2 separate regions of the Homo sapiens genome follow, and region 1 is linked to region 2. The links are chromatin loops, found by intact Hi-C in ENCODE. Cell type or tissue: MCF 10A. All regions are shown on one strand. Links, peaks and the distances in the headings refer to the core of each region. The heading gives the core; the rest is flanking DNA.

The links. Hi-C counts contacts between places; a loop is a spot of excess contacts. Peaks named below come from ENCODE experiments on the same cell type or tissue, not always from the same donor. Only the 100,000 strongest peaks of a DNase experiment are listed, where the experiment ranks them.
Region 1: it touches region 2 in a loop (2.1-fold over the local background); 4 of 110 quality-filtered maps call a loop at or near these places.

What each region holds. Positions count from the first base shown.
Region 1 is chr4:158,890,891-158,899,995 of GRCh38, forward strand. FNIP2 (folliculin interacting protein 2) reads left to right here. Exons shown (of 17, transcript NM_020840.3): 15 at 556-756; 16 at 4,860-4,975. It overlaps SPMIP2 (sperm microtubule inner protein 2), which reads right to left. Exons shown (of 5, transcript NM_152543.3): 5 at 2,244-2,827. The coding sequence ends at 2,813. Among named protein-coding and RNA genes, the nearest start is that of FNIP2, 130 kb to the left of the region's middle. RefSeq lists a silencer at 5,607-5,901. In MCF 10A, for the core only: no CTCF peak of the experiment used is centred there; no DNase peak of the experiment used is centred there.
Region 2 is chr4:158,993,140-159,002,244 of GRCh38, forward strand. The region is part of intron 1 of SPMIP2 (sperm microtubule inner protein 2); the gene reads right to left. Among named protein-coding and RNA genes, the nearest start is that of SPMIP2, 38 kb to the right of the region's middle. RefSeq lists an enhancer at 3,120-4,319. In MCF 10A, for the core only: no CTCF peak of the experiment used is centred there; a DNase peak (open chromatin) is centred at 3,752.

The DNA.
Region 1 (9,105 bases), core at 2,563-5,062, 100 kb before region 2:
AGCTGGCATAGCTTGGGCCATACAAACACACTGTGATAGAGGAAGGATGGACCCGATTGCAGTCTCACCGGGCCTTGTCTAAGAAAGATCATTCTTCAAAGGAAAATTCGGATGGATTTATTGGAGGAAGTTATTTAAGCAGCCAAAAGAATCAAGCAGTCACCCCAGGATAGTAGAAAGGAGTAAGGACGGAAGCAGCCAGTACTAATTTTCCTTGGTAAATGAGGGTTAGAAGAATGTGCATATGTGCATTGGCTTTGAGGCAGGTCTCTCTGTCTCTGGCTCTCTCTATCCTCCCCCTCCCCCACCCATCCCTCCCAAGCAGTTACACTTTGATTTGTTTTGAGAAATTAGGTCTTTAAAAAAGTCCTTGTGACTGCTTCAGTGTTTACCCTATTTACCCTATGGCATAATTTACCAGTTGTTAAATCTGCTCTATCCATAACTGCCTGGCTGTCAAGAATTTTACATTTAAATGTATTTATCAGTAGTGAAACTTTGACCTTTTGGACTCACCTGGATAAATAAACCCATCCCTTTGTGTTTCTTTTTCAGCATCCAGTCCTGGATGAGCCAATAGCTGAAGCTGTCTGTATTATCGCAGACACGGATAAATGGAGTGTGCAGGTAGCTACAAGTCAGAGGAAAGTGACGGACAACATGAAACTAGGCCAGGATGTCCTGGTCTCTAGTCAGGTGTCCAGTTTGCTTCAGTCCATTTTACAGCTCTATAAGCTTCACCTCCCTGCTGATTTTGTAAGTACTGGTTCTTATATCACCAAAGAAATCTAGTTTTAAAATGCTTTTAACGACATTTTGATTATAAAATCACAAATTCAAAAGTACTGTTTTAATATAATTGGAGATTAGCATAACTAAAACTAGAACATGCAGCATAAAACTCGCAACAGGATAGATTTCAGTAGTAATAGCTCTTCCGTGAAACAAATAACAAGGAGCGGCACTGGAATTTTTTGGAATGAGGTATATGGTGCAGTAAATAAGGAATGGGTGGAGAGATCAAGCATAAAAGGAAACTGTAAATCATCCACTGGAGAACTCATGAGTTCTCCTTTTATTAGATTGATATTTTAATAAGTAGGCCAGTTTCTGAAGGGATTGTAGTTCCTTTTATTAAGCAAACATTTTCACAAAGGTGTTAAGGATAAAATAGAATATCATTTGTGTAAACATTTCCAACATTTCCAGCTTTAAAGTACTATACACATGTAAGATTATATCAATTGTTGCTTTTTTTTTTTTTTTTTTTTTGACAGAGTCTCACTCTGGAGTGAGTAGTGCAGTGGCATGATCTCTGCTCACTGCAACCTCCGCCTCCTGGGCTCAAGTGATCCTCCCACCTCAGCCTCTTGAGTAGTTGGACTAGAGGCATGTGCCACCATGCCAGCTAATTTTTGTATTTTTTGTAGAGATGGGTTTTGCCATGTTGCTCAGTCTGGTCTCGAGTTCCTGGGCTCAAGCAATCCGCTTCTTTCCAAATGGGATTTTAAAATCACTTTCGTAACAATACTTTAAATACAAACAACAGACAGAGCCTATACACTCTTAGAAAAGTATCAGTAGCTCCCCCCAGCCACTGGAATTAACATGCATGACAAAATCTTCTCAGTATCTGCGTATGTGCAGAGAAATTGAAAGAAAGAGAAAATACATTTAGAGAGGGAGGGGGAAAGGTTTCAAAAGAAGAAAAGCTTTTCCAGTGGTGATGAACACTTAAAAAGAGAGAGAGAAGCTTAAGGGCATATGGCATATAGCTGGGTAGAGCTTGGATGGGCTGACCTCAGAGACAGGTGTGTGAGGAAAGAGTCTGCTTTCTCTGCTGTTCCCTCCTGTCTGCACAGCGCTGTTCTCTGCAGCACAGCCCCAAACCAAAACATCTGTTATCTGCTTCCTGGCCTCCAAAAATGATGCAAACCTGTTTACCCAACAAAGCAGGAAGTTTTTAAATATTAATTACCTACGCTAATTGCTAATGTAATGGTCATTGTCCTGGGTTTTTATGACCAAATCTATACTTGTACCCATTCCTCAAAAAGAGTCTAGACTTTTATGACTTTGAAGAAGGTGCTCTGAAATACCGTCTGGTTGTTATCAAAGTCGGGACAGTGTGGCAAGGCAGGAAGACCACTGAGCGTAGCTGGGTTATGGTCTAGGCTTTGCCGTTGGTTAGTTGTGTAACAATGGACAATCCCGAGTCTCTCCGAACCTCAGCTTTCTTAGTTGTAAAAGAAAGATAGTACCTGTTCAACAAGGGTGCTGTGAGAATCTTCTGAAAATTAGGGATATAACTGCTTTTTACTGCTAAAGCACCATGCCAATATTATAAAATACTTTAAAAGCCATATATGTTAGCTTTAGAGCCCCATAACCTGGGGTCAAATCCAAGTTCTGCTACTTCCTAACCATGTACTCTTTCAAAGCCTTAATTTCCTTATCTGCAAAGCTGGGGAAATAATAGAACCTATCTCCTATGGTTATGAAATTATATTAGAGAATGAATGTAAAGCACTTGGAATAGTGTTAGATGTTATAAGCACTCAGTAAACAGCTACTATTAGTATGATAGTCAATAACAATTAGTTTCATGAAACAATATTAATGGTTGCAAAGACTGACAACACCTTTTTTCCAAACTGTTTATTTGGGCTTTAAGCTGAAGCGTACTCTTGCAAGACATCTGTCCTGGGGCAATATGAGAAGCACTTGTGGATTATTATGATCTTATTTTTTGTTATACAGTAGTAGGCAGTTTCTCCTTCTAAAAGCAGGTTGAGTTATGCTGATTTAGAGGTTAATGTTTCCTTTTCTGTAAGAGAAGTAATGTATATTAGACTTCATAGTTTACTTCATAAGTATTTGCCAAACTTTTATATTTCATTCTATAATACATACGTCTTGTCACAGTTGATATCTTGGTTATCAAAGCAATAAATTGTTATAGTTAATTCTTTTTACTTCCTTTGGACAGAAGTGTGTTCAAGCACTTACTAGTGTGAATGACTTATTTAACCTGACAAAACCAAGATCAAAGAAAATTTTATCTGCAGTTTAAAATTCTCCTTAAAAAAAATCACTTGAATGAAACCTGTGATTAAATGGCTTTTAGAACCTTCAATACAAAAAGAGAAGGTAGCTATTTGAAATTTTAGAAGTTAAAAATTGGAGAAATCCATCTCAGGAATAAAATCCCAGAAAGAGGAGTTTAAAAAGCCCCCAGCATGGTTCAATGGAATAATCAAGTCTTTTAAAAAATGTTTTCTTTTTTTTTTTTTTTTTTGAGACAGAGTTTCATTTTGTCACCCAGGTTATAGTGCAGTAGTATGATGTTGGCTCACTGCAGCCTTGACCTCCTAGGCTCAAGCAATCCTCCCACCTCAGCCTCCTGATTAGCTAGGACTACAGGTGTGTGGGCCACTATGCCCAGGTAATTTTTTAATTTTTGTAGAGACAGAGGCTCACTATGTTGCCTAGGTTGGTCTTGAACTCCTGGGCTCAAGTGATCCTCCTACCTCAGCCTCCCAAAGTGCTAGGATTACATGCGTGAGCCACTATGACTGGCTAAAAGTTGTCTAAATGCTTTGATTTCACGTCTAGTATATATTTCATATAGACCACAGTTCTTATTTCCACACTGCATCATACAGTTTTCATATAGGCTGTGAACACTGTAATTACTTTTTCCAAACAGAAAGGGTTCAATGTAATATGAATATTATTTTTAATATTTTGTGACTCTTACTAAAAATTTTCTATTTCACTCCATAAGGAACTGAAAGCTAATAAAGATCCTTTTACCACCTTGTTTACTTGGAGGAGCATTTCCATGAGAATTGGTGAAATCCTCCTTACTTTATTACTCTTAGTCACTTAGCAGTTGTGTTTCATCCACCTGACACAATGTATTTAAGATTTTAAACCAATGAAAAACTGAAAAGATTGCATCTCTGATAGATATTTTTTCCATGTCGTTGATCAGCCCAGATGGTCAAGATCAACATTTTCAAATGCATCTGTTAATCTTTTTACCTTGAAAATAACAGGCCTAATGGTCTAGAAGAAAATTAGGTATGATGGAATTACCCTTGCCAAAGCCATCAGGTGTCTTACTGAAGATGCTCGGGTATCTGCCTGCCAAATGCAAAAGCATTTGCCTCTGGTGAAAGACACAGATGGTTGCTATTCTCTAAAAAAATGAAGCTGAACACTATTCCAAGGGTAAAGATGTCCTGAAAATAATTGCCTTTTCTTTATTGTTATTAAAGACCTAGTTAAAATACATTCTTGAAAGCAAAAGAAAAAAAAGTTGTGGGGGAGGTTCAAAATGACCTGTTCCCGTCAGTCTCCTCTGGAAATGTACTGGGCCAGAATAATCTGAGCTATTGGGGGAAAAAAACAAAAACCATACTGTTTACTAAATTATTTATAACAAAAATGCAATTTGCTATGTGGTTACGTGTAAATTCACATTCTCAATATTGTTTAGCTATAAAAATTATATCAAGAAGTTCTTAATATGGGAAAGGATTATTATAAAGTTTTTTAAAGGCAAGAAACACTTTTGGAATGATTTCAACTATGAAAAAAATACTTGTTTAAAAAGACTAGAATAATACATATGTAAATCTTAATAGTTAGCAAAAGTAAACTTTGTTTTACAAGAACCTATTCTTATACCTGGTAGTGGTAGGGTTTGAGATGGCTTGTGATTTTTTAAGTGTATTTGAAACTGATGAGATAAAAGCTGTGTAGTTAGAAATGAATTAAGAAAATTCTGACTCTTAAAATATTGGCAGAGATTTGACTTCTAGCCCTCATTGTGAATGTTCTTGGCTTTGCAGTGCATCATGCATCTTGAAGATAGACTACAGGAGATGTACCTTAAAAGTAAAATGCTATCTGAATATCTCCGGGGACACACACGAGTCCATGTGAAAGAATTAGGTGTCGTACTGGGGTGAGTTCTGTGAAGTGCCGTCACTTGTCCCTTTGATAGGTATCCCTAGCATTGTACCCACTAACGTGTTTAGCCTGTGTCACCCTAAACCTCAGGCCCTGGTAACCCATCAAAGTATGTGGAGTCCATCAGATACGTGCCTCTGCAACTCCCCAATGAACAGCATGTTCCGTTATCTGATACTGGGTTTCACACCTACAATCAATCGCAGGACTTTAGGCTGGTCGTGCTTTGTTGCTCTTCTCTGTGGATTATCTTATGCTTGAAAAGAAAATTTAATCCCACACTGCCCGTTTCTAGTAACTGAATAAGATGCTGAAGTCACAAGCTGTGGGACATGCAGCAGCAGCTTGTGTTTACATTTCACTTCCTGGAGGAGGAGTAGGTTGGCACATTCCACCTGGTGGCAGGAAAGGCCCTTCTAGGCTTGAGGAGCCTGCCTGCGTGTCTGTGGGGGGACAGTGCTTTCCTTCCTTTATTATAAGCCCACCAAAGAGGAGACTTGTATGTTACTAAAAATGCCTATCATCCTCCAGAGGGTATTTGCTATAACTTCTCTAGGGGAAGTAATTCTTACTTCTGTTTTACTGTCAGCTTGATTTTTCAAAAGAGAACAAAAAGACATTGTACATTTGGGGAACTGCCCCCGCTTATCCATGATGATGATTCCCCTCACTTGGGAGAAGAAAATATTTATAATGTCGACGTTTAAATTATCTAAGCCTCCTAAGAGACTGGGGCCTTTGTGTTTTGCTTAGATTTCTCATCTTTCACACCCAGAATGTGACGCCTGTGTTGTTCGGCTCTTGGCATTTCCTGTCATAGATTATTCTTACATACTTTATTTACAAAGTATTTCCCCCTTATGAGGTGTTTGCTTTTGCAGTTAACTTGCAACATGTCTCTTTGTCGTTTTTTTTTTTTGCTTTTGTTTATATCTCTCTACCAGCCTCATACTTCAATCCTGCCTTATTAGTTTTTTTTTTATTATTATTATACTTTTAAGTTCTGGGATACATGTGCAAAACGTGCAGGTCTGTTACATAGGTATACACGTGCCATGGTGGTTTGCTGCACCCATCAACCCGTCATCTACATTAGGTACTTCTCCTAATGCTATCCCACCCCCAGCCCCCCACCCGCCAAATAGGCCCCGGTGTGTGATGTTCCCCTTCCTGTGTGTGTTGTCATTGTTCAACTCCCACGTATGAGGGAGCACATGCGGTGTTTGGTTTTCTGTTCCTGTGTTAGTTTGATGAGAATGATGGTTTCCAGCCTCATCCGTGTCCCTGCAGAGGACATGAACTCATCCTTTTTATGGTTGCATAGTATTCCATGGTGTATATGTGCCACATTTTCTTTATCCAGTCTATCATTGATGGGCATTTCGGTTGGTTCCAAGTCTTTGCTATTGTGAATACTGCTTCAGTAAACATACATGTGCGTGTGTCTTTATAGTAGAATGATTTATAATCCTTTGGGTATATACCCAGTAATGGGATGGCTGGGTCAGATGGTATTTCTAGTTCTAGATCCTTGAGGAATCGCCACACTGTTTTCCACAGTGATTGAACTAATTTAGACTCCCATCAACAGTGTAAAAGTGTTCCTATTTCTCCACATCCTCTCAAGCATTTGTTTTTTCCTGACTTTTTAGTGATTGCCGTTCTAACTGGTGTGAGATGGTATCTCATTGTGGTTTTGATTTGCATTTCTCTGATGACCAGTGATGATGAGCTTTTTTTCATATGTTTGTTGGCTGCATAAATGTCTTCTTTTGAGAAGTGTCTGTTCATATCCTTCACCCACTTTTTGATGGGGTTGTTTTTTTCTTGTAAATTTGTTTAAGTTCTTTGTAGATTCTGGATATTAGCCCTTTATCAGATGGGAAGATGGCAAAAATTTTCTCCCATTCTGTAAGTTGCCTGCTCACTCTGATGATAGTTTATTTTGCTGTGAAGAAACTCTTTAGTTTAATTAGATCCCATTTGTCAATTTTGGCTTTTGTTACCATTGCTTTTGGTGTTTTAGTCATGAAGTCTTTGCCCATGCCTATGCCTGAATGGTATTGCCTAGGTTTTCTTCTAGGGTTTTTATGGTTTTAGGTCTTACATTTAAGTCTTTAATCCATCTTGAGTTAATTTTTGTAAAAGGTGTAATGAAGGGTTCCAGTTTCAGTTTTCTGCATATGGCTAGCCAGTTTTCCCAACACCATTTATTAAATAGGGAATCCTTTCCCCACTGCTTGTTTTTGTCAGGTTTGTCAAAGATCAGATGGTTGTAGATGTGTGGTGGTATTTCTGAGGCCTCAGTTCTGTTCCATTGGTCTGTATATCTGTTTTGGTACCAATACCGTGCTGTTTTGGTTACCGTAGCCTTGTTGTATAGTTTGAAGGCAGGTAGCATGATGCCTCCAGCTTTGTTCTTTTTGCTTAGGATTGCCTTGGCTATGCAGGCTCTTTTTTGGTTCCATATGAAATTTAAAATAGTTTTTTCCAGTTCTGTGAAGAACATCCATGGGAGCTTGATGGGGATAGCATTGCATCTATAAATTACTTTGGGGAGTATGGCCATTTTCACAATATTGATTCTTCCTATCCATGAGCATGGAATGTTCTTCCATTTATTTGTGTCCTCTCTTATTTCCTTGAGCAGTGGTTTGCAGTTCTCCTTGAAGAGGTCCTTCACATCTCTTGTAAGTTATATTACTAGGTATTTTATTCTCTTTGTAGCAATTGTGAATAGGAGTTCACTTGTGATTTGGCTCTCTGTCTGTTATTGGTGTATAGGAACGCATGTGATTTTTGCACATTGATTTTGTATCCTGAGACTTTGCTGAAGTTGCTTATCAGCTTAAGGAGATTTTGGGCTGAAATGTTGGGGTTTTCCAAATATACAATCATGTCATCTGCAAACAGAGACAATTTGACTTCCTCTCTTCCTATTTGAATACGCTTTATTTCTTTCTCTTGCATGATTGTCCTGGCCAGAACTTCCAATACTATGTTGAATAGTTGAATAGGAGTGGTGAGAGAGAGCATCCTTGTCTTGTGCTGGTTTCCAAAGGGAATTCTTCCAGTTTTTGCCCATTCAGTATGATATTGGCTGTGGGTTTGTCAGAAATAGCTCTTATTATTTTGGGATACGTTCCCTCAATACCTAGTTTATTGAGAGTTTATAGCTTGAAGTGGTGTTGAGTTTTGTCGAAGGCCTTTTCTGCATCTATTGAGATGAGATAATCATCTGGTTTTTGTCACTGGTTTTGTTTATGCGATGGATTACCTTTATTGATTTGTGTATGTTGAACCAGTCTTGCATCCCAGGGATGAAGCCAGCTGGATCGTGGTGGATAAGCTTTTTGATGTGCTGCTGGATTCAGTTTGCCAGTGTTTTATTGAGGATTTTTGCATTGATGTTCATCAGGGATATTGGCCTGACATTTTCTTTTTTTGTTGGGTCTCTGCCAGGTTTTGCTTTCAGGATGATGCTGGCCTGGCCTCATAAAATGAGTTAGGCAGAAGTCCCTCTTTTTCTATTGTTTGGAATAGTTTCAGAAGGAATGGTACCAGCTCCTGTACACTCTGGTAGAATTTGGCTGTGAATCCATCTGGTCCTGGACATTTTTTGGTTGGTAGGCTATTAATTACTGCCTCAATTTCAGAACTTGTTATCAGTCTATTCAGGGATTTGACTTCTTCCTAGTTTAGACTTGGGAGGGTGTATGTGCCCAGGAATTTATCCATTTCTTCTAGATTTTCTAGTTTATTTGAGTAGAGGTGTTTATAGTATTCTCTGATGTTAGTTTGTATTTCTGTGGGATCAGTGGTGATCTCCCCTTTATCATTTTTTGTTGCATCTATTTGAATATTCTCTTCTTTCTTCTTTATTAGTCTGGCTAGTGGTCTATTTTGTTGATCTTTTCAAAAAACCAGCTCCTGGATTCATTGATTTTTTGAAGGGTTTTTTGTGTCTCTATCTCGTTCAGTTCTGCTCTGATCTTAGTTATTTCTTGTCTTCTGCTAGCTTTTGAATTTGTTTGCTCTTGCTTCTCTAGTTCTTTTAATTGTGATGTTAGGGTGTCGATTTTAGATCTTTCCTGCTTTCTCTTGTGGGCATTTAGTGCTATAAAT
Region 2 (9,105 bases), core at 2,435-4,934:
CACTGGAGTGTAGGAGTCTGAGACCAGCCTCGGCAACATAGTAAGACCCTGTCTCTACAAAAAAAAAATTTTTTTAATTAGCCAGCCGCCCATGGCATGCCCGGGTAGTCCCAGCTCCTCAGGAGGCTGAGGCAGGAGGCTCATTTGAGCCCAGAAGTTTGAGGTAGCAGTGAGCTATGATCATGCCACTGCACTCCAGCCTGGGCAACAGAGTGAGATCCTGTCTCTAAAAAAAAGAAGAAAAAAAAGAAAAAAAAGAACCCAACTACAATGTGTGTTAATAGAGAAAGGGAAAATTCCATCCCTGAAGCAAATGTGTCTTTCTGACCTCTTCTGTGCAGTTTTTTTTTAAATTTCTATTTTCATGCTATTACTGGGATTCTCTGCAGTTTCATTGTCTCATTTAGTTCGTTCATTTATTCTTTCACTGATTTATTCATTTATTCAACACGTACTTATGAACAGCTACTACATGTCAGGCACTCTTCTGAGTGCTTGGAATATAGCAGTGAAAAAAACAAAGGCCGCTGCCTTTATGAAACTGGCATTCTTTGAGAGGCAGGTGCTAGAAATAAACAATTCTTCATCATCTGGATTATCACCACAGCCTCCTTAACTAGTCTTGGCTCTAGTTTCTCTCCTTTCTAATCCATCTTCTACACAGCTGCCAAGAGTGATTTAAAACTCAGACAACATTAAACACTTCCTTTCCTTAAAAACATGAAATAACATGAAATAATTTTCTCCAGCACTTGGGAATTTGTGTCCATTCAGATTTCTCAGGATTGAAGAATAATGTCTTCCTAATCTGACCATAATACCTTCCTTAACCTTTTCTCATTGTTAAACCGAACACTATGAGGCTTATTGTAAATGCTTCCTTCTATGGAGAACCTATCTAATCCCTTCAAGTCAAAATTAAACACTCAGCACGATGTAGATGGTAGCTTCATTGAATTTCACTTCTTCTTTTCTATATCAAATTTACTGGATCTTCCTCATTTGTAAGCTCTTGGAGAAGAGTTGTATCTTATTTATCTCTGTTAATTCTTAATGGCCAGCACTGTGCTTTGAATGTGGGAGATCCACAGAAGAAATGGATGTTGAATAAGTAAGTGAATTGTTGATTGAATACATGAATTAAAGAGTTCCATTAAAAGACTGAAGATATATAAAGTCATATTGGGTGAGAGGCAAGCACTTCTTTAAATTTCCAACTAGCAACTTAATTTCCAGAACTGCCTTAAAACCCTCCTATTCTGGAATTTATGTTAAGATACTTAAGTGTAAGGTCAGAGGAAGAATTGCTTTTCACTACATTTATTTTTAATACTTAGAGGTAGAAGGATGAGAGCTCACAGTTACATTATTTCATTTTATAATATTGCCTCATGAGGTCAATCCTCTATTTCAGTGACCAGATGGAAACCCACCAAATAAATAAATCAAAAGGAATCAAGTAGACCTTGGAAATGAGTGTTTCAATAGGTATATTTGATAATCTGTTGACACTAGAGTCATAATTTGCCCCTTGAAGATGTGCAGTGCAGAACAGCTGGGCTTGTCAGGGGAATCAAGCCAAGGTAAAGGTCAGAGAGCGATGGTGGGATTCGAACCTATGAAATGAACTCTAATGGGCACGTCTGACATGTGCACATAGGGGGAAGAAAAAAGGAGATACTGCTAGAGATTAATTACTACAACTGCTAATGTGAATAAGGCTCTCCAATTCTGACATTTACCACAGAATGAACTCATGGCCCGGAAAATTTTTAAATGCTGCATTTCAATTCAGTTGGTACAATTATGCAATGGGCCTAACCACTGAAAGAACTGAAAGGCTAGGTTTGTCAAATTTCTGAATGAGCCAAATAAACAGCAGGCTAAAGCATCCTTGCTACATACCTTAGTTCTATTCTTAAATGATAAACTTTCTCATTTTTTTCATTTTTCTTTTTAATAAAGACAAAGTCTTGCTGTGTTGCCCAGACTGATCTTGAATTCCTGGCCCCAAGTGATCCTCCTACTCTGGACACCCAAAGTGCTGGGATTACAGGCATGAGTCCCGTGCCTGGACTTTGTTATTATTCTTTTTGTTTTTTTGTAGTCAAACTTTCCTGTGGACAACCTGAAAGCAGGGGCAGTGGTTACTAATTAAACTGCTTCCAATAATAAACTCGTGGGATTATTGTGTCAACTAGGTAACTGATATAATTATGCCTCAAATTATAAATTGGAATTCAGTCACAAAGAATTAGAGAATTCACCTGACACTTATGCACAGCTTAACTGATGGCTTAAATAATATATTTGGCACCTTACCACATGCCCAATACTGGCTCAGTGTGAACAAAGGTCATTATGACATGGCCTCTGTTTTTCTGGCCTCCCATACAATCTAAAGACCATGCTCACCTCCTTTAGAAAATATTTTCTGAGCTGGACATGGTGGCTCAGGCCTGTAATTCCAGCACTTTGGGAGGCCGAGGCAGGTGGATCACAAGGTCAACAGATCAAGACCATCCTGGCCAACATAGTGAAACCCTGTCTCTACTAAAAATACAAAAATTAGCTGGGCGTGGTGGCGTGTGCCTGTAGTCCCAGCTACTCAGGAGGCTGAGGCAGGAGAATCGCTTGAACCCGGGAGACGGAGGTTGCAGTGAGCTGAGATTGCACCACCGCACTCCAGCCTGGCAACAGAGTGAGACTCCATCTCAAAAAAAAAAAAAAAAAAAAAAAGAGAAAACATTTTCTGTTCTTCATGGCAGACATTATTATTCACTGAAACTTTAAAGTACAATTTGATCTGTTTCATTTGTGTGCTGAGGTTTCCTAGCCGTTTCGTGACTATGTGTCTTGTCTCTTTGCTTGACAGTTAACCCGTTTTTCGTCCCTATTAGAGACTCGCACGACGTCTCGTTTGCTTTGGAACCTCTTTAGCATTCTGGACAGTGCAATGCACCAAGCAAATGCATAGTAATATTTGCTGAAAGAAGACTGCTTGCTCATTAAATTTGCTGATGTAATCAAAAATATAAAATTCTGTAGTTTTCCTGTCAAGTAGAGAAAGAAGGCAGAATCAAAAATTTTGTAAACATCCTTGGACTTTTAGTTGAAAAGTAAAACTGACCCATCTTGACAAAATTTTGCAACCAGGTGAATCCACATATTCATCTCTCCTGAAAGGAAAATCTAAGTAGATAACAAATAAATTACATTTTCTTTATTTTGGCTTGCAATTTTCCTAGCATAAATGTGCATGGTATAGTCAGTTTTATTATAAGAAATGCTCACCATTCACATAGATAGTCTCTAGATATTTCATGAAAAAAATTAGTAAGATTTGTGTATATAGAACTAATAAAAATCCATTTGAGTGCTGCAAGTAATAGGAAATCCATTGCAAAATTGATTAAACAATTAAGGAAAATTATGTCCCATAATAAGATCTTCTGAGGCAGGAGGAATCCAGGGTTGCTTTCTTCAGTAGCTCAATGATGTCTTCGGAATCACAGGCTTTTCCATCTGTGTGCACTGCATCCTCTCCTTACCCCTGGCCAGTTCCCCTTGAGGTCCCAAGGAGGCTGTCACGGTTTCAGTTATCATAGGCAGATACAATGATGTTCAAGAGGGTGTGTGTATGTTTAATCAGCAGGGAAGCCCTTCCTAGAAAACCTCAGATAAATTCCTCTCTCATTTTATTCACCAGGATTGAGTCATTCGTCTCTTCCTAAAACCAAGAGCTGGCAAGGGAACTGGAATTTCGATGACTGGCTTGGATGATTCAGAATTTAATCCTGAGTCATGTGAGGTCAGGGTAGACACCCAAATAAAATGGAAGCTCTCTGGAAAGGGAGAAGAGTGTGCTGGCCTCTGGGTAGTCAGCTACAAAGCAAAAAGGAAAACATTCCTCAGAGAAAACACACACACACAAACACACAGCTACAATGCAACTTTTTACTGCTGCTGTGCAATTTACTTTTAAGACCACATGAAATTATTTGAAGTTACTTCTTTTCTCCTCTTTGGTCTCTGTTGCTAGCTAAATCATAATTAGTTTGGTGTTCGTACTATCATACTTGTGAATATGGCTTTTTTTTTTTTTTTTGAGATGAAGCTTCGCTCTTGTTGCCCAGGCTGGAGTACAATGGCACAATCTTAGCTCACTGCAACCTCTGCCTCCTGGGTTCCAGCGATTCTCCTGCCTCAGCCTCTGAAGTAGCTGGGATTACAGGCATGCGCCACCACACCCAGCTAATTTTGTAATTTTAATAGAGACAGGGTTTCACTGTGTTGGTCAGGCTGGTCTCAAACTCCTGACCTCAGGTGATCTGCCCACCTCAAAAGTGGTGGGATTACAGGTGTAAGCCACCGGACCCAGCCAAGGATATGGGTTTATACTAAAGCAATGCAAAGAAATGAAGGCAAGCCAGGGGCTCATTCAGAAACTATCCTCACAAAAGGCAAGGGAGAGGGCAATTATTGGTATTCCTCCATATTCAAGCTCTTTAGTTGTTGTTGTTATTGTTTAGAGACAGGGTCTCACTCTGTTGCCCTGGCTGGAGTGCAGTGGCACAATCCTGACTCACTGCAGCCTTGAACTCCTGGGCCCAAATAATTCCCCCACCTCAGCCTCCTAAGTAGCTGTGATTACACGCATGGGCCTCCACACTCGGCTAATTTTTAAAATTTTTTTGGTAGATATGAGGGTCTTACTATGTTGCCCAGGCTGGTGTCAAACCCCTGGCCTCAAGTGATCCTCCCACATCGGCCTCCCAAAGTGCTGGGATTACTGACATGAGCCACTGTGCCTGGCCTCCATAATCAAACTCTTTGATCTAGAGCAGAGGTCAGCACATTTTTTTTTAAAGGTCAGATAGTAAATGTTTTAGGCTTGCAGGTCATACATACAATCTCTATCACAACTCCTCAACCCTGTCACTGCAGTGGACAATACGTAAACCAGTAAGTGTGGCTGTGTTCTAATAAAACAGAATTTATGGGCACTGAAATTAGAATTTTATATAGTTTTTATGGGTTGGTAAATATTTTTCTTTTAACTTTTTTCAACCACTTACAAAGTGAAAGCCCACTTTTAGCTGTATAAAAAAAGGTGGCAAGCCAGATTTGGCACATGAGCCATGGTTTACTAAATCCTGTTCTACAGCAGTTTTCATATTTGTCTTTTATCTTACATCTCCTTCTTGCATATTTTAGATATGAATGAAGCTTCTCTATTTATTAGACTTAATTAATTGATTACATAACTGCAAAAATAAGTATTTCATTTAAGTGGACTATTTTGTAGATTCATAAAAGAACGTACTTTTTATTTGTACAATAACAGGTCCCAGTGGAGAGTCTTGCTTGACTCTACATTGCCAGTGTCAATTTGGCCCCATATCATTTCTGCCTTTGTGTTAATTGGTTTTCTTATTATTAGAGTTGTATAAATGACCAGTGAGAAGATGTGAATATAAAACAGATTTGCCAGCACAATAAAAAATAGAAAAGTGGGGAAGACACTAAATTATACAGATAGATTGGAAATAACATTAGGTAAGAATCGCGCCGGTTTTACCCACACTGGAAAGAGCTGAGAGGTATGCATAGCTCTTTTATTGCTCTGAGTAATGATGGTAATTATGATGTAATCCACAGAGCACAACCGACACTGGACTGGGTGGAAATAGTGCTCTCAATCCTCCACTCTATAACAATATGGCTTGTAAAACGTATGTACCATTGAGGCCAGGCGTGGTGGCTCATGACTACTTTGGAAGGCCAAGACAGGAGGATCACTTGAGTCCAGGAGTTCAAGACCAGCCTGAGAAACATAGTGAGCCCCTGTCTCTACAAAAAAAATTTTTTTTAATTAACTGGGCATGGTGGCACACACCTGTGGTCCCAGCTACTTGAGAGGTTGAGGCTGGAGGATTGCTTGAGCCCAGGAGGTCAGGAGGTTGAGGCTGCAGTGAGCCAAGATCGTGCCACTGCACTCTAGCTGGGAGACAGAGTGAGACCCTGCCTCAAAAAAAAAAACAACAAAAAAAAACCCAAAAAAACCCATTGACTTAATAGTAGTTTTGCTTCAAAAAGAGAAAAGAAATTTACCACTTTAAATGTAGGCATTGATAGCAAAGAGTATCACAATTATAGACAAGTTAAATGTAATTTATGAAAATGACACTTTTAGCCTGGATGAAATGTGGCAATTCCCTAGATAAACAGTACATTAGGAAGGGCTTGTCTATTTCTAGATGGCAGTAAGTGACTTCAATTTAGGCCAGGGTAATTTAGACCAGTAAGTGGTATTTCTCAACCTTGTAAATATATAATAAAGGGAAAATAGCTCAAAGTATGCTGTAAGAAAAACATGTAAACCTGCTATCTGGATTATTGAGAAATATTTAATGGTGTAAAGCAAGTAAGCTGTAATCAACAGAATCTTTACATTTTTTGGTATCTCTTTGTAAAACCTTTGCCCTTCTCTACTTAAGACACCCAGGGAACTGGCTGTGCTTCCTGATCATTAAGAAGACTGAAATAAAGTGACTCCTTATTCATTCCAGAAATGGATTTCACTATGCTGCAGCACTTAGCTTGTAAAATGGATTTATAAACAGGTGAAATATTAGGTGGGTAAAGCCACATGACAGTAAAGATTTACAAATTAAATTTCTTTATCTGAATATTCTTACTTTAAGGATTTATTTTCCCATCTCTGTAAATAAACATTTTTTTTTAAGAACCTACTTGGTATAATAGAAAGAGCACTTGAACAGGGAAAAATGGCAATTAAGATTTTGGTTTTGACCTTGCTGCCACTGGCATAGAGAACTTGGGAAAGTCATTTCATCTTCCTTGGTTAACTTCAATTTCTTTCTTTTTTTTTTAAACCAGCTTTATTGAGATGTAATTGACATACAATAAATTGCACATATTTGAAGCATACATCTGTACATTTTTACATATATGTACACACATGAACAGGGTTGTCAGATTTAAAGTACAGAATGCCCAGTTAAATTCGGATTTCAGATAAACAATGAAACATTTTTAGTATAAGTATGTCCCAAACATTTGCATGGTACATATTCATACTAAAAAAATTTATTCATCTGAAATTCAAATTTAACTGGCCACTCTATGTTTTTATTTGCGAAATCAAACAGCTCTATCCATGGATTCTCACTGTAGTTAAGATCAAGAACTTATCTGTCATTTTTCCCATACCCAGGCAATCACTTTTCTGCTTTCTGTTACTATAGATTAGTTTGCGGTTCCCAGAATTTGATCTAAATGGCATCGAATCATACAGTATGCACTCTCTTTTGTCTGGCTTCTTCTTCTTCTTTTTTTTTTTTTTTTTTGAGAGGGAGTCTTGCTCTGTTGCCCAGGCTGGAGTGCACTGGTGCAATCTCCGCTCACTGCAACCTCTGCCTCCTGGATTCAAGTATTCTCCTGCCTCAGCCTCCCTAGTATCTGAGATTACAGGCACACGCCACCACGCCCGGCTAGTTTTTGTATTTTTAGTAGAGATGGGGCCTCACCATATTGGCCAAGCTGGTCTCAAACTCCTGACCTCAAGTGATCCACCCAACCCAAAGTGCTGGGATTACAGGTGTGAGCCACCGGTGCCTGGCTTGTCTGGCTCCCTACACTAAGCATAATTATTTTGAGATCATCCAAATTGTAACATGTAGCAATAGTTTATTCCTTTTTATTGCTGAGTAATATTCTATTGTACAGATATGTAACATTTACCTATTGATGGACTTTGGGGTTCTTTTCAATTTGGGGCTGTATAAAGCTGCTATGAACATTTGTGTATTAATCTTTTTATGGACATTTGTTTTCATTTATCTTGGGTAAATAACTAGAAGTGGAATGGCTGGATCATATGGTAGATGTATTAATTTGTAAAGGAACTTCCAAATTGCTTCAACAGTAGTTGTGTCATTTTTGCATTCCCACTAGCAGTATATGAGAGTTCTATTTTCTCCACATCTTTGCCAACACTTGGTCTTCTTAATTGGTGCATTCTAATAGGTATGTAGTGATACCTCATTGCAGTTTTAATTTGCAATCTCTAATGACTAATCATGTAGAGGACCTTTTGCTTATTTGCTATCCATATATTTTCTTTAGTAAAGTGTTCAAATCTTTTGCCCATTTCTTAATTGCCTCGTCTTCTTATTGAGAGAGTTGAGCTTTTTAAAAAACTTTTATTTTAGGTTTGGGGGTACATGTGCAAGTTTGTTATATAGGTAAACTCATGTCATGGGGGTTTGTTGTACAGATTGTCACCCAGGTACTAAGCCTAGTACCCAATAGTTACTTTTTCTGCTCCTCTCCCTCCTCCCATCCTCTACCCTCAAGTAGGCTATTGTTCTCTTCTTTGTGTCTGTGAGTTCTCATCATTTAGCTCCCACTTATAAGTGAGAACATGCAGTATTTGGTTTTCTATTCCTGCATTAGTTTGCTAAGGCTAATGGCCTCCAGTTCTATCCATGTTCCCACAAAAGACAGGATCTCACTCTTTCTTATGGCTGCATAGTATTCCATGTCGTATATGTACCATGTTTTCTTTATTCAATCTATCATTAATGGGCATTTAGTTTGATTCAATGTCTTTGCTATTGTGAGTAGTGCTGCAATGAACATTTGTGTGCACGTGTCTTTATGATACACTAATTTACATTCCACTGGTTTTATACCCAGTAATGGGATTGCTGCATTAAATGGCAGTTCTGTTTTTAGCTCTTTGAGGAAGCGCCACCCTGCTTTCCACAATGGTTGAACTAATTTACACTCCAACAAGTGTTCCCTTTGCTCTGCATCCTCGCCAGCATCTGTTATTTTTTGACTTTTTAATAATAGCCATCCTGACTGGTGTTTTTGTGGTTTTGATTTGCATTTCTCTAATGATCAGTGATATTGAGCTTTTTTTTTCATATGCTTCTTGGCCACATGTATGTCTTCTTTAGAAAAGTATCCTTATCACTTGCCCACTTTTTAATGGGGTTGTTTGTTATTTTCCTGTAAATTTGTTTCTGTTCCTTATGGATGCTGGATATTAGACCAAGAGTATTTTATATGCTC